2 separate regions of the Homo sapiens genome follow, and region 1 is linked to region 2. Evidence: read pairs that join two places in POLR2A ChIA-PET (ENCODE). Cell type or tissue: GM12878. All regions are shown on one strand.

Evidence for each region. ChIA-PET counts read pairs that join two places held together with the same protein. Peaks named below come from ENCODE experiments on the same cell type or tissue, not always from the same donor. Only the 100,000 strongest peaks of a DNase experiment are listed, where the experiment ranks them.
Region 1: POLR2A ChIA-PET joins it to region 2 with 9 read pairs; 6 of 35 experiments call an interaction of 5 or more read pairs at or near these places.

The regions. Positions count from the first base shown.
Region 1 is chr6:149,305,560-149,308,059 of GRCh38, forward strand. It overlaps a transcript of TAB2 not described here. Among named protein-coding and RNA genes, the nearest start is that of TAB2, 11 kb to the right of the region's middle. In GM12878, no CTCF peak of the experiment used is centred here; no DNase peak of the experiment used is centred here.
Region 2 is chr6:149,139,579-149,142,078 of GRCh38, forward strand. It overlaps LOC124901426 (a long non-coding RNA gene), which reads left to right and starts at 571. Exons shown (of 2, transcript XR_007059807.1): 1 at 571-721. RefSeq lists an enhancer at 918-1,147. In GM12878, no CTCF peak of the experiment used is centred here; DNase peaks (open chromatin) are centred at 783 and 1,473; H3K4me3 peaks cover 1,521 bases; H3K27ac peaks cover 2,345 bases.

The DNA of each region.
Region 1 (2,500 bases), 170 kb after region 2:
ATCCTGACATTATCACATGGAAAGAAAAGTAGTTCAAAGAAAAAAAAAAACAATAGAACACAAAGTTCTTTGGTGAAATGCTGATTTTGAGAGTAACATAGACAAAGCAGTTATTCATAAATCTGAGGTAATATTCTTTTCACTTTTATTTAAAGAAATGCTATAGTAGCTGAAACTGGAGTCTACAAATGTTTCCTTCACATGTCATTTTTTCCTCCAATTCAGATACACAGACTTATGATTATAAAGTTCTTCAGAATGCATAAGGTTTTCCATTTTACAATAGCAAGCATTTCCACATTTGTTTTGGAAAAGAAATGTTTAGAAAATTTTGTGAATTCTTCTAGTCAGTAAAGCAATAATGAGGCCTAGGAACATGAAGATGACCAACGCCTCTCCTTCACCCACCTTTAAGTACCACCACAATCAGTTTGGTTCCCTTTTTCTGTAATTCATGTGTGAATTTTGTTCTAAGAGAAATAAGATGAAGGGAAAGAAGTGGGTGGGCTGTTATACAGGGCTATACAATTTGGACTAAACAGTCTTGTTGAAAACTTGCTATGTGGCCAGGCATGGTAGCTCATGCCTGTAATCCCAGCACTTTGGGAGGCCAAGGCAGGAGAGTCACTTGAGGTCAAGAGTTCGAGACCAGCCTGGCCAACACGGCAAAACCCCATCTCTACTAAAAATACAAAAATTGGCCGGGTGCGGTGGCTCACGCCTGTAATCCCAGCACTTTGGGAGGCTGAGGTGGGCTGATCACAAGGTCAGGAGATCGAGACCATCCTGGCTAACACGGTGAAACCCCGTCTCCACTAAAAAATATAAAAAATATAAAAAATTAGCAGGGTGTGGTGGCGGGCACCTGTAGTCCCAGCTACTCGGGAGGCTGAGGCAGAAGAATGGCCTCATTCTAGTGAACCAGGAGGCGGAGCTTGCAGTGAGCCAAGATCGCGCCACTGCACTCCAGCCCAGGCGACAGAGCAAGACTCCGTCTCAAAAAAAAAAAAAAAACAAAAAACAAAAAAAAACACACACACAAATTAGCCGGGTGTAGTGGCGCAGCCCTGTAGTCCCAGCTACTTGGAAAGCTGAGGCAGGAGAATCGCTTGAACCCGGGAGGCAGAGGTTGCAGTGAGCAGAAATCACACCACTGAACTCCAGCCTGGGCGACAGAATAAGACTTCGTCTCAAAAAAGAAAACTTGCTGTGTGCTGGGCATCCTGCCCCTGCTGGGTTCAGCAGGGCAGGAAAGTTGTGGGTGGGGATGGGGAGAGGGAAACTGCATGTACAGAGATACAAATACAGGAAAGACCATACAGTTTATTTTCTTAATTTGTAGTTTGTAAACTTTTGAAAATAAGAACTCCTTTTTAACCTGTGTTTCAAAATGTTGGCCCCCACATAACAGTAATTGTCTTTTTGTCGATTTTGTTTTCTAAACTTGGGACCTATATGAAATCACAGATTCCTTACAATCACCCCACAGTCCCCAAAGGCTGCCCCTCCTCCAGCCCCAAGATCTGGGGCTGAGACATCCTTGTTGTCTGTTCATGGATGGGTAGTGTTGTGAGTCATAGAACAATTCCGTTGCAAATATGGTCAGCATTAGGCCCCCGAGTCTCACAAAAGACTGGGTTGAATTGGGAAATTTTTCTGCCACCTTAGCACAAGTTGCAAAGCCAAGAACTCTATGTCCAGATAACAAGGCAAATAAGATGAAATTCAACCAAGATGGGAGAAGAGTGACATGGACAAGGGGAGTAGTTCTCTTGCACCCTAAAGCCTACTATTTGGGGAAATTTATGAAGTTTGGGGAACAATAAGGCCAATAACAAACCAAGGAAGACGTGAAATCCTCATTTATCTTCCGTTCCACCACACCCCCACCCCTGCCAAGGAGCCGATTTCACAGAGGTCAATGCTGCTCAGATTTTTTTGTCTGCTGCCCTCTCAAGATTTCTTTTTCTTCAATACTTTTAACCGTTGTGGAAATGAGGTCAGTACTCTGTGATTGTCATTTTGTTCCAAATTCTTGAAATATTTTATTATTTACAAAGGTTTCCCTACTGACTTAGGACAGGAAAAAATATGAATGTGAAAACCTGAGTCCGAATAATAAAAATTTCAGTTATCATGGCTTTGGTTAAACCAAAGTTATTCCCAAAGAGTTTTTCAGAAATATTTAAGGAACAATTTTGAATAATTTTATTTTGACATATTAGTAATCTAGTCATTGCTAAAAATTCAGAAAATACCACCAAAAAGGTACAAAGAATAAAACAAAGATCTCTCCTAATTTTACCACCCCAAAGCACTCTGTTATGTTTTAGAATCTATCTTTCCAGACTTTTTTCTATACATACCCACATTCAGACAAACACCCACATTTTTAAAATGGGATCATAGTATTTTTGACAATGTCAAGAAATCTACCTCCTTCCTGTAATATTATATTATGACATCTTTTCATGTCAATGTATATAGATCTACATTCTTT
Region 2 (2,500 bases):
AAAGTTTCTATCCTCACAAAACACTTAGATATTTTTAAGTGATTATGATTAAAAAAATGAAACTACTCTCAAAAAGAATACCTTATATTCATTTAGAAATTAAACATGAATTTTCTATTGGAAACATAGAAAGAAATTTAAATTCATCTATGACAGCCCTCAATCTTAAGAAAAAGATAAGCTCTAGAAGGATTCTAAGCAAGTTTAGAAAAGATATGCCCCAGACTTCCATTTGACAGTCTCTACAACCATTCAAGAAATGAGAGGTAAAACTTAAAACACTCAGTGATGAAGCAAAATGTTGCAATATTGGTAATGTTCACAAGTTGAGATCTAGAAATACTATAAGCAGTAAACTTCAAAGGGAAAAACATCCTCTATTACTGCATATTTATGGAAGAAATTTCCCCATACTGAACAAAGAGATGTCTCTTTATCTCAGATAAACCCATTTTATGGATTTAAAAAAAAAACAACCTAAAAGATCATTTTGAGTGTAGATTTTGCAATCAAAATCTTGACCACATTTTAACATTCTCCCTTCAGTCTTCTAATTCTCAGTCAGAGGTCATCATTGTCACTTTGTGGCTTGACTTTGCAGCCACGTCTTCCAAAGGCCTGTTGTCTTCTCACCCCAGCACCCGCAGGACGTCTGCAGGGAAGCTACGTTGCCTCCCTGAGGGCCTGCAGGCCTGCTGTGATCCAGCACCGTCATAGCCAGGTAAGATTTGCATTGTCTCTTCATCTGGTCACAGACGGGCTTTTCCCTTTTTATAAATTTGACACACAATAAACTTTGAGTGAGACCAAAATCAAGGAACCCAACGTGTGTACCAGGGATCCATTGAGAGGGTCATTTGCATCAGGGCATGAGTTTTAGAGTCCGACAGCTTGGAGGCAGGTCGTTGCTCTTGTTCGGGTCAGAAATCTGGTAGTTCTTCACTCCCAGCAGGACTGTAAGGATGAAGAATTCAACTGTTTTGACTCTACACTTTCAGAAATAGAGCTTTCCTTTTTAGAGAGAATAGTCATAATTCTCTCTTATCTTACGCTTTCACTTGGACTTTTTGTGTGTGTGTGCTGTGCTGGCCTGATTAGAGTCTGTTGTCTTTAAGGGTTTTTCTGAAACGTTTACTCAGGAAACACATGGAATGCACTCTGACAAGTAAAGCCCACATCTCCACTATTTACTGAGGCTTTTTGTTTTCACATATTAAATATCTCATGCCTTACCCAAATACTTTATTTGCCAGTAAAGACCCAAGGCTTCAGGTGCAAGGAAAGGAAAGGGAACCAGTGGAAATCAGTGGAATCCCAGTAAGAGGGGAAATATTTCATGAACTTTATTTTTAAAAGCAGGTTTTTAGGGGTACTAGAAAATTCCCCAGACTTGTTTCATTAGAAAGAAAACACAGTATGTGTCAGAGTATGAAAACAGGAAAGGGTGAGAGAGTAGCCGTTGTTTGATCATCTCAATCAAGGGGAAATTTGTCTGAGGTAAACAGTTCTCAGAAACAGCAATAGTTTCACAGACTTGATTTTTAAAATAGTTTTGGTATCCTCCAAATCAGGCCTAGACTAAAAGTCTGCACTCCTTAGGACAATGAAGGCCAGTATAAGTCTTGCAATAATTAGGACTTGCAATAATTACCTTGGAACCCAAAATGGTGATGACTTTTTTTTAATCATGGAGTAACTTAGAGATAACAATGTCTAATTTATGGAGATGAGAAAATAAAAACCAGACTGAGTTAAATATAGTTCTTACCTGCTGACAATAATAGCATGTAAATTGATTGAGAGGTAATTGAAGGAAAAGCATATGGATATATTTAGATTATTCAAGAGAATAAAATATTCACTAACATTAGACACATTGATTAAATATACATGAAAAAATTCTAGGGATACACTAAAAGACTAGAAATAAACTGCATAACTTCCAAACTAGTAGAGGGAAAAAAAAGCAATACAGATAAGGCAACTTATTTTATAAATTTCTATAATCATTATGTTGATTATATTTAAGAAATAAAAATTAAAGATGACTGCACTAAACATTCAATTTAAGAAGTCAACTTTGAAAAACAATATAGACCCAAAGATAGTAGGAAAAAGAAATAATAAAGGCAAGAGAAGAAGTTAATAAAATAGGAAACATAAAAGCTATAAAGAGGATCAAGATGCTAAGAGTTATATCTTTAAAAACACTAATAAATGGATAAACTTCCAGCAAAACTGATCAAGAAAAGACAGAGAAGTTATAAATAAAAAATATTAAGACTGAGATAAAAAGAGGACCAAACCACAGATGTAGCAGTAATTATAAAGATAAAAGAAGAATATTATAAGTTTATAAAAATAATTTGAAAAATTATATGAAGCAGCCAACTTCTCAGAAAAATATAAATTACCAAAAATGACTCAGGCAATAATAGAAAATCTGACTGGCTTGATAACTGTTAACAAAATTAAGTCAGTAATTAAAAATCTTCCCACA